Linked DNA regions of Mus musculus: region 2 is linked to region 1. Evidence: chromatin contacts called from ENCODE Hi-C data. All regions are on one chromosome and are shown on one strand. The core of a region is the stretch at or near the end of the contact, and the rest is flanking DNA. Distances in the headings are between cores, read along the strand shown. Region 1 holds the start of Tspan2 (tetraspanin 2). Region 2 holds the start of Bcas2 (breast carcinoma amplified sequence 2).

Region 1 (5,283 bases), core at 244-2,743:
TTTCATTTGCCTTCTCAGTTTCATAAATAAAATTCACTAGCTTTTCAAAGATGGAAATATGCCTGACTGTAACACGGAAGAAATTGAATGAATGGTTGGTGAGGTCCTGGCTACCTTATATCATAATCTCATGTGCCTCACTGATCTCACTGTACATATATTAACTCCTTAATCTTCACAACTCTTTTGAAGCAGGTTGTACAATCTCCATACTGAGATGGGAAAGAGAGGCCCCAAGATAATGGGGTAATGTGTCACATTAGTCAAGTGCCTGCCCTCTGTGATTTGTTCTGGTGAGCTCCTGACTCCCCTCACCTTGGCCATCTCTCTGACTCCTGCTCCCAGGCTAGGTTGTACTTCCTCTGCTTCCTCCCCTGACCCCCTGCTCTCTCTACTGGCACCTTTTTGTTTGTTTGGTTTTGGTTTTTTGAGACAGGGTTTCTCTGTATAGCCCTGGCTATCCTGGAACTCACTCTGTAGACCAGGCTGGCCTCAAACTCAGAAATCTGCCTGCCTCTGCCTCCCAAGAGCTGGGATTAAAGGCGTGAACAACCACTGCCCAGCTACTGACACCTATTTTACAAATTAGGATCAGGTCCAGTCTTCTTGAAAAGCCTTCCTTAGTCAAGGCAGAAGCAGTCTCTTGCCCAGCTCCTAGCCCACCCACCTCACCTTGTTCCAAAAATTTGCTTACAGATCTGTGCCCTCCAGTAAAGATGTGATAGCAAGCCTGGCATTCTTCTGGTGTCCCCAGGGCTTGCTACTATGCCTGGCCTATAATTGGCACTTAGAGTGTTGCTAAATTAATGCACAAGCTCCCTGATTTTACACTTTCCTGTCTCCCCCGTGCCGTCTGACACCACATATTGTAGACACTTAGTCAACTGAAGTGAATGCCCGATTCTTCACCAGTCGCCTAGCTTAATAAAAACAAAGCAAAACAGAACTCGCTCCCTTTCCCTGATCTACACATCTCAGTCTAGACCCTAAGAATCTGGACTTCTTTCAAGGCCCCCGATCTATCAAACCTAGCAGGATGTGAGTGAGAGGTCTGACTCCCTTTCCCTGATCTGGTGGGCTGGACTGGGCAGGGTGGGAAGCAGTGTCAGGGCCCAGGGCCTCCGCCTGGCGCGCCTACTCCCAGTTCTTGCCTATTAAGGTAACAGTCCTCTAGGAACGCAGCGGCAGGAGGGAGGGTCCCCAGCAGCGGCCTCCGCCCGCGGCCTGGGCGCTTGCAGGACTCTGCTTAACTGCAGCCCTGGACACTCTGCCTGGCGCCTCACCACAGAGTCTCTACCGGCTTCACCGATCCTATTAGCTTTACCATCTGAAGTCACCTCCCTAGGTTTCCATAGACACGCAGGATAACTTCAACCATCATCGAGGGCCTCAAGGGAGTCTGGGCACCCGGCACTGATTAAATGGACCCCGCGTTCCGGGTGGGCGCACATATGCTCGGATAGCTACAGGAGCCCAAGCCCACCAGCGTGGACGAAGGTGGTGCTACCTCCAAGGGCCGGAGCGGGTGCGTGGGACCGGGATCTCCACCCCAGGGCGCCCCAGCCACAGCCAGCTGGCCGCTCGCGACCAAATCCCCGCCCGCAGACCACGCCCACAGGTCACGCCCCTCCCAACCCGCCCCGCCCCTCCACCGGCGCCCGCCGCTCCCGGGGCTCGGCGCGGGCCTGGGGAATCGGGAGCCCGCCGCCGGGGTCGCAGCATGGGGCGTTTTCGCGGGGGCCTGCGGTGCATCAAGTATCTGCTGCTCGGCTTCAACCTGCTGTTCTGGGTGAGACCCGAACCGGCGGGCCGGTTAGGGGGCCAGGGTCCCCGGGGAGGTGACCGCAATAGAGTTGGGCCATAGGAGAGGGCAGGATGTTCAGAGGCGCTAAGCAGACAAAGAGGGAGGGGACATATGGAGGGGGATAGGACATAGAGAAGCTTGAGCTACCAGAGGTGATGAGAAGAGGAGACACGGTGCGATGCTCCCCCGAAAGAAGCCATCATCTTCGGCGGCATCGCCCGGCGGGTGGCGCCAGGTGCGGGGATCTAGCGGGCCCCAATATTCCGAGGGCTGGGGGCCTGGCGGCCCGTGCTCCCTGCATCCTGCTGTGTACACACACCCACTTCTCGCGCTGCCTTCTCTGGGGAACCCGGCGGCCGGGCCAAGGCTCTGGGAGGGAAATCCCTACCGTAGGGCTGCCTGGGGTGGCGCCCCAACCAAGAGTGTGCGGACACGCCGCCTGGCTCTGGTGGTTTGTTGGGAAAATAACGGACAGTAGAGAAAATTGAAAGAGTGGGGAAGATCGTCCTTTTCTTGGGCATTGGCGGGGGGGGGGGTCTTCTGGGTGGGCAGTGGTGGGTGCTCTTTTACGAGGGGTTGGAAAATGGAGGGATTTTGGAAGAGCAGCAACATCCCCCTAGGGTCCCTGCGTACAACCAGTACTCTTGAAATGATCTCATTCAACTTTGCAGGGTGGTGTAGACCTGGCAGCATTCCCTGGGTAGAGATGCATAGAGACAGCCAGAGAGAGTGCCATGGCCCCAGTCTACTGTGTTAGCAGGGCATAGTTAGAGGTGTACCATCCCTGGAATACTCTCTCCCGAGCCCTGGAAAACGGTCAGAGGCCCATTCTGCACAGTCCCTATTGGCCTTCCAGTAACAGAATGCCAGCCAGTGTAGCTGCTCAGATAGACCCTGAGGGAAGACACGAGTCTCGCTTCAGGGGATGTGGGTAACTGCAGGAGCAGAGATGCTTTGGGATGCTTTGAAACCACTGGACTGGCCGCGATGGTTGTCCCATCTGCTCTGAGGAGGCTGGATGGACGATAAGTAATAAATTATTGAACGATGGGCCTCACTTGTGACTACCAACCCATCAGCCCTGAAGCCTGGGTGACTCCAGCAACTCTAAGCTCTTCAGAGACTGCGTGGCCATGACCAACACTGGCTAGCAATGGACAGTCTGGAGGCAGTACCTGGGGACATCCCCTGTATTTTAAAAATACATATAGACTTTGTACAACTTGGCTTTTACACCCATCACACTCCAGGAAGAAGACTTTCTGAGCGCCCTTGTGCTGTATTGTTTGTTTGTTTGTTTGTTTGTTTGTTTGTTTATAAGTCTGGCTTAATTTCGAAGGCTGTTAATTATAGGTGCCATGTTGCAGTGACACCCGTTACTCTCACTGCTTACAACATACTTTGTGTGAGCCAGGGAGGGAAGTCTCTCAGGCTGGGTTTAGTGCTTATTTTGTGCCAGCTTCTCCAGACTTATCAAACCTTTGCAGTGGGTTAGGGACAGTGCGCATGTGCAAGCAGGGCATCCCCATCTTCATAGACGAAGACGTGGGGGATCAGATAGGTCCCACAGCTGTTGAGTGGCAGAGACAGGACTCAAAGGCTGCCTCCTCCATCTTCATCCTGTGGGAGGTTCAGTCACCCAGCTGTCCTCAGAATGTGGCTCCTGGGTCAACAGCATCAGGGCTCCCTGGGGAATTTTCAGAAACATATATTTTCACTCAGCCCGGCTCGCTGAATCAGACAGTGTTGGGGAGGAGCCCAGCAAGCTATTCTAGAAGGCATCCAGGTAATCTGAACCCACGGGCATGTTTCAGAATCACCATCAAACAACTACTAGATAGATGCTGTTCCCAAAGCTGCTACTACAGCTAAGAGAACAGCCCACAGAGAACAACAAAAACAAAGTAAGGCAGGGTGACCAAGTGACAAGCTTCACACCCGGGTCACAAGCGCAGGGATGAAGTAGCACTCCAGTGAAGTCTGAGTGCCTGTCACTGAGATTGGAGATGGCCTTTTCTATATGTGATCTAAGTACAGAGTTCAGAAAAGCAATCCCAGTACCAGCGAGGACCCTAAACAACTTCATCTGAGAGATATCGGAGCTCAACCTGGGAGAACGGAGGTGGGCAGAGGGAAGCCACCAGATGAGGAGCAGAGCAAAGGATTGTGAGCCATCCGAGAGGCAAAGCCAGGGGGGGTCTGAGGGCAGAGATCCAAAGCATGGTGTGCTTAGATGAGGGGGCTTGCCAGAGTCAGTGTGCTCTCCCTCCATGCCAGAGTCAGTGTGCTCTCCCTCCATGCCAGAGCCAGCGTGCTTTCCCTCCAGGATTGCCTTCCCATCTGTTCAATTAGATGGACAGAGTTGTGCTGAGGACGTGTGTGATGTATCCTAAGCCAGCCTTATATAGTAGGGGCTTGAAGTTATTTGTTATTCTTGTTATTAACTGTCTGGCATACAGGAAGTGTTCAGTAACTAGTATCTGTCTTTCTCCTGGTGTCCTGACTGTTGGCAAACAGTATCTGTGTATGCCAAGTGACTTGCATGTGACTTCTTTGGTGGACAGCTATACACTATCCTCTCAACTCAGACTTGGCTTTTTTCCCCCACTAACATTGCCCACTCCCTGAGAGCAGGGATTTTTTTTTCTGTTATTTTTACATTCATTTCCCTGGCCCCTAGAATGGTGCCCAACACAGGTACTGAGTAACTAACTCTCTATAGTGGATTAATGAATCCTCAGGTTAGATACCTGGATTTAAACAGCTTTCTTGACTTTCAGACATCAGCTGTCAACTTTATCAGGAGAGCTGACATGCCTGTGCCTGTTCATTGTGGAGATGTTGAACTTTGCTCTCATAGACTGAGTCCAGGAGAGCTAGGAGGACCCAGCGGCTCCCTGAGAGAAGGTGGGCCGTGGATGGGCAGCAGGTATACTCCGCTTTCCTGATAAAGTGAAGGGACAAACTGAACCTGAGAGCTACCAGCTTGGGGAAGTGGATCGTATGGGAGAATTATTCATATAGAATCCAGTTCCACAGAGGCTCTGCCCTGGTTTCTAACAGGTTTTGTTTTATTTTGCTTGCTTTTTTTCTGATTGGGGAGCTTTCCCAGGAAGGAAGCCCTCAGCTGGGACTTGAGTATCTTCACAAACCCATAGATGTCTTCCCTTTTGAGGTCTAGGGTCCCCGCCCCCCCCAGTGACAGTCCTTCCTGTCCTGCCAGAAGTTGGCCAGGAGGCAGGCACGGAGGCTGTAGAGTGTGTTTTGTGGTCTGAGAGTCAGATTTGGAACCTCATCCTGGCAGTTGGCTTGCCAGTCCTCTCAGCTGCGCCTCTGGTTTTCCAAACCGTCAATCAGACCTTTGAGAACCAGCACAGGAAGCCAAGCTGGACTCACCTCGGGTTATGAATGCTTTAAAACCTAAAGTAAAGCCCAGTCCTTAGCCTTACTGTATTAATGGAGGGCGTCTGCCCTGTGTC
Region 2 (5,872 bases), core at 1,585-4,084, 440 kb after region 1:
CACTTGACTTATGAACACATACAAAGCTGGTTAGTCCTACAGCTGTAAATGAACTCTTTATAGTGATGTTTAAAGTTCTCTGTGGAGCACACCAGAGCTTCCTTTTTGGCTCTGATGAGACGTTAAGCTATGGGGGTCTAGACAAGGTTTGTTCCTTTGTTTCTTCTTCTGCTGCTGGGGATAGGACCCAGGGCCTTTTGTGTGCTCTGCCACACTGGTTATTTTTACATCGGTGTGAGTTTTTAGTGTTTCCTAAGCCTCTTCATCAACCAGATGCTGAAAATCTAAAGTAGGAGTAGCACCTGGGAAAGGGAGTTTGTCAGTGAGGGTACAGTTTTCATTGATAAGTGAGAAATGTTGTGGTAAATGTCAGTTGTTTTCTGTAACCTTTGCCCACTGCTTTACCTGGCATGGAAAATACTCATTCAGACTTGGAAAGTGTTGTTTGTTGTACTGGGATACAACTCACTGACTTGTATAGTATTGTCATTGTCACTCATACTAGGGTGTCTGAATGAATCCATTTAAGACTGGTGCTGTGCAATATAGTTCCCACACATGGGTCCAGGGAAGAGAACTGAGTCTGTCCTTTCAAATGTTAGTGCAGCTCACCCAGGGGAGCTCCTCCCAGACAGCTCTCTCCTTTCCTTCTTCCTACACTCCAATCCCGATGGAACAATTCATGACTGGTTGTTTATAAGATGGGGAAGGAGGGTTTACTGTGGTCAATCATGACTGTCCCTCTGCAGGGAGACTGCTTTTGGGAGAGTCTTAACCTTCTTAAGATCTAAAGCTGCTTCCTTTCCTTGAGTTTGTTGTAATTTGTTTTTGTAAATGTTGTGAATTCTAAATACGTTTGTAAAAAGAATTGTTCAATATTTCTATCAAATGTTTACAGATAAAGGCATTTTAAAAAAATTCCCACAGATCTCTTGGAGAATTTAAAACAAATGCACATAAGATGTGTAGTGGTTACTTTTCTATTGCAGTGATAGAACATTGACCAAGCAACTTAAAGAAGAACATTTGCCTTGGCTTACATTCCAGGGCTGAGAGTTAATTCAGGTGGAGAAGCATGAAGGCAGTAGCGGGAGAGTTCACATTTTCAAAGGGCAACTTGAAAGCAGAGAGCAAAAGTAACTAAACCTCTGCAACAGCGCCACCAGCTGGGGACTGAGTGTTCAAATCCCTAAGCCTATGTATGAGAGGCAGTTATCAAATCACAACACACACACTTTACATAAACCCATAAACAGCACATTTACACAATGTAAATTCGTAAATACTCAAATCCAGCTTAGACTAACCAGGATTATAACCGAGATCAACTTTTCCAAAGCTCTTGGTTGAACGTACACTGGATAGCTTATATAGTCTCACAATCTTTTTTTCATTACCTCTTAGTCTGGAAGATATTTTACAAAGAATGTATGCTAACTACAGCCTGAGGGGTTGAGAGGCAACGTGGAGTAATATTTTATTACCACAAATCCTAAAGGCAAAAATGATTGGGTTTTGTATAGGCCCTAAAGACAAAAAATAGCAAGATTTTCTCATTATTTTATCTGATCACAGCCTTCCCTCCCACCTATCCTCCTACTCCCTCTCTTCTCTCCTTTCCCCATCTTCTCCCTTTCTCCTCAGAGAAGGGGAGGCCTCCCGTGGATATCAGCCTTGGCATAGCAAGTTGCAGTAAGACTAGGCCTATCTTCTGTTGAGGCTAGACAAGGCTGCCCAGTTAGGGGAAGGGGGTCCAAAGGCAGAGTCAGAGACAGCCCCTGCTCCAGCTGTTAGGGGTCCCACAGAAGCTGCATATCTGTTACATGTGTGTAAGGATCCAGGACTGTCCATTGCAGCCTCTTTGGTTGGTGGATCAGTCTCTGTGAACCCCTGCGGGACCAGGTTAGTTGATTCTGTATGGCTTTTTTTGTGGTGTCCTTGACCCTTCTGGTTCCTTCATTCCTTCCTCCCCTTCTTCCACAAGATTCCCAGAGCTCTGCCTAATGTTTGGCTGTGGATCTTTCCATCTGTTTCCAGCAGCTGTTGGGCGAAGCCTCTCCTGTCTGGAAGTGTAGCAAAACATTAATAGTGTCAGGGGTGGGCTTGCTCTCATGGGATGAGTCTCAAGTTGGGCCTTGATCATCCCCTCAGTTTCTAGTCCATCTTTATCCCCACACATCTTGTAAGCAGGACAAATTTTGGTTTTGTGGGTAGATTGGTGTCCCCATCAATCCATTGGAAGTCTTGCCTGGTTCCAGGAGGTGGCCATTTCAGGTCCTATATCCCCTGTTGCTTCAAGTCTTATGGTCACCCTAGCATATTCCTGTGAGTTTCCCTTTTTCTGGGCTTCTAGCTCTCCCCTGAGTTGCCTCCACTCCAAGGCAGAGCTTCTAAAATGAGGCATTTTATAGTTATAATTACAGTCATGGAAGGGATGAGGTGTTTGCAGTGCTGCGGACTGACCTGGTTTTGCCATTGAGCCGCACCCCTCAGGTTGTTGGATCTAAAAATTTAATTGGAAAATAGGCGCACATTTCTAGTTTCTATAAAAGAACATTCTTAAGGGACCGGCTGCGAAATGAGGATAAAGCAAGGGAGCGCTAGAAGCCCAGCACTATGTGAGTCTAAACAATGGAAGGTTAAAGGATGTGGAAAATATATTTCTCCCCTCCAGCCAAGTCCAGCAACCACCTCTTCCGAAGTCTGCCCTACCCACTCCTTCAAAAAAAAAAAAAAAAAAAACGGCACCCATACAAAGAAAGGCACCCCGGCACGCCAGCACGTGATGCTTAGGCTTAGAGCCTAGTGGCTATAATTACCAACTGCGCGTGCGCCCGAATCGAAGCCCCAAAGGCAGCGGCGTGTGTGACGTCATTCCAGGCGCAGGCGCAGTGGAATTAGAACCGAGGCTGCGCAGACTCAGAAGGCGCTCTTGAAGCCTAGTGCCGCGCGATGGCGGGCACGGGCTTGGTAGCCGGAGAGGTGGTGGTAGATGCGCTACCATATTTTGACCAAGGCTATGAGGCACCCGGCGTGCGGGAAGCGGTGAGTGCGGGTCATGTGCGGCGGGTCCGCCGAAGGCACGCCGCCCTTTCCCGCCGCGACCCTGGCCTGTTCTCGTTCTTAGGCGGCGGCCCTGGTGGAGGAGGAGACGCGCAGATACCGACCTACCAAGAACTACCTGAGCTACCTGACGGCCCCGGATTATTCTGCCTTTGAAGTAAGTGTGCCTTTGAAGTAAGCCAGGAGGCTTGCGGACTTTGATACGGGAGTGAGGGCTTTAGCTGTGTAAAGTGAACTCCACCTTCCAAGTTAGCTGGTGCCTGCAGCTCGTACTGAGTGCCATGTAGGTGTGAGTCGGTTTGAAACCGCCAGATGCGCATGTCACGGGCTTCGTACTACAAGAACCTGCGAAATGCTCCATTAGTTTCTGCAGATTTGTTTAATAGTGTGCACCTCCGTGTGTGTGTGTGTGTGTGTGTAGAAGAGTCATGGTACATTTCACAAAAGGGCCCTTTATTCTCTAAGGTCCACTCAAGAACAGGTATCACTCACGAGATTTTAATATTTATAATCTTAAGTACCTGTACTCTTTGCCACCCCTGGAGGGAGATTCTTTTGTACCAAGTCTCAGATAGTTAACAGGTGTATGAATGCCTGAACAAGCATGTCTAACTGCATGCTGTTTTTAAGTGGTTATTCTACAAGTGCAACCAAAAAACACCACTTAGATGTTGTTAGAAGCACTTTCAGGCTGAAAGGAGACTGCTCCATGCGCAGGGATGTGTGATACTTCGGATCTAGATGCCAGGTTTTTAAACTGGGTTGTGACTCCTCAGTGGGGGTTTCATAACTGATGTGGGAGCTGCAAGAAATTTGGCAAGAGTAAAAAGTACTAACCCAGAAATTAATTGAAAACTCAAGTCCCAGATCTAAGCTCTGGTCCATGTTACATCATGTGACTTCACCATTTACACTGTACCCAAACAGTTTACACTGTGTCAGTTCGTCATGCAGCAGCGGAGACTTCCTGAAATGATTCAAGACTGTTGTGTGTTGTGAATTACAACGTGACGTGGGGCTGGGATTAAAGCTGTTTTCAGAGTTCCACAGCTGGCTGACTACAGGGCATTGAAAACTGCTGGTTTAGGGTTAATCCTTGAGAGGTGGACTCTTCTATGTCCACCTCCTTTCATGCCTGGGCAGAATATGGAATTAAAGAATATGCCTATTTCTTCAGATTCTAGATAGAATTAACCTCAACTGGGGGATGTGTCAGTGGCCCTGGGTTCAAATATTAGCATCCTTTTTTTTTTTTTTTTTTTTTTGAGTAGTGATTGAGAAGGGAAAAGATTCGCTATAATGTGTAGTACAAAGTATAAAATCTCAGTAAACTGCATTCATTATTTTCAGCATGATTCTGTTACTAATTCTTTGTGGTGTTTGTGCATCAGACAGACATAATGAGAAATGAATTTGAAAGACTCGCTGCTCGACAACCGATTGAATTACTCAGCATGAAACGGTAAGATGAGGTTGAGCTATGGTAACAGCTGCTTTGCCAGTGGTTGGAAGAGTGTTTGTGTTTGCTGCTGTGGGTAGGAAGTGAGAATAAAAAGAGAGTACCAGCCGGTCGTAGTGGCGCACGAGGCAGAGGCAGGCAGATTTCTGAGTTCGAGGCCAGCAAAGGTCTACAAAGTGAGTTCCAGGACAGCCAGGGCTACACAGAGAAACCCTGTCTTGGAAAAAAAAAACAAAAAAAAACAAAAAAAAAGATTTATTTATTGTTATACATAAGTACACTGTAGCTGTCTTCAGACACACCAGAAGAAGGTGTCAGATCTCTTTATGGATGGTTGTAAGCCACCATGTGGCTACTGGGAATTGAACTCAGGACCTCTGGAAAAGCAGTCACTGCTCTTAACTGCTAAGCCATCTCTCCAGCACTGCTTATCAGCTTTTTAAAAAGTTGCCTAAAGGGCTGCTGAGGTGGCTCATCGGTTAAGAGCACTGACTGCTCTTGCAGAGGTCCTGAGTTCAAATCCCAGCAGCCACATGGTGGCTCACAACCATCTGTAATGCAGATCCGATGCCCTCTTCTGGTGTGTGGAAAGACTGCGACAGTGTACTCACATACATGAAATAATTAATCTTTTAAAAGTCTTTTTTTTTTTTTTTTTAAAGCTGATAATTAGACATTACCTAAGAAAGGTCATGATAGACAAATAGGAACAAGAGACATGAGAGTCTTGGTGACTGTCACAGCTCATTTAACTAGTTCACATTTATGGAAATAGGGTTTTTTTTGTTAGTTTTATCTGTAAATCAGTTTCCAAACTAACAGGTTTCTTTGTACTGCCTGATCTACATTATATCCTTGGTCTCTGTGCATGTGTGGTCGGGAGTTGATAATTTGTGTCTTTGTCTTTATGTAGTGGGCATATGTCCATGAGAATTCTGTTGGAAGGAGTGATGAAGGCTTTGAAAGATACATTGGTTTGTTTGTTATGTAATTTCAGATATGAACTTCCAGCCCCTTCCTCAGGTCAAAAAAATGACATTACTGCATGGCAAGAATGTGTAAACAATTCTATGGCTCAGTTGGAGCACCAGGCGGTCCGGATCGAGAATCTGGAGCTGATGTCACAGCATGGATGCAATGCCTGGAAGGTGTACAATGAGTAAGAGGCGCTGGGCCTTCTCTTTCTTATCCTGTCCCACCCAGAGTTGCTAGTGTCTTTTAAAGTGTGGTATGTTTTTAATTCCAGCAGTTGGTGTGGGAAGCTAAGGTGTGGAGGAGGGCCTGCCTGGCTTATATTTTGAGTTTAGTCATCCTAAGCTCATATAGCAAACCCTGTACCCAAAATAATAA

What was found. Hi-C counts contacts between places; a loop is a spot of excess contacts on that map.
Region 2: a map of T-helper 2 cell shows a loop between it and region 1 (3-fold over the local background). The contact joins the promoter of Bcas2 here to the promoter of Tspan2 in region 1. A Hi-C loop is called at or near these places in 2 of 37 maps with a recorded cell type or tissue (T-helper 1 cell and T-helper 2 cell).

The regions. Positions count from the first base shown.
Region 1 is chr3:102,733,277-102,738,559 of GRCm38, forward strand. It overlaps Tspan2 (tetraspanin 2), which reads left to right and starts at 1,494. Exons shown (of 8, transcript NM_027533.3): 1 at 1,494-1,789. The coding sequence starts at 1,721. It overlaps Tspan2os (tetraspanin 2, opposite strand), which reads right to left and starts at 2,141. Exons shown (of 4, transcript NR_040588.1): 1 at 1,952-2,141.
Region 2 is chr3:103,168,821-103,174,692 of GRCm38, forward strand. It overlaps Bcas2 (breast carcinoma amplified sequence 2), which reads left to right and starts at 2,835. Exons shown (of 7, transcript NM_026602.4): 1 at 2,835-3,045; 2 at 3,128-3,220; 3 at 4,455-4,525; 4 at 5,520-5,681. The coding sequence starts at 2,953. It overlaps Dennd2c (DENN/MADD domain containing 2C), which reads left to right. Exons shown (of 19, transcript NM_001384113.1): 19 at 1-918.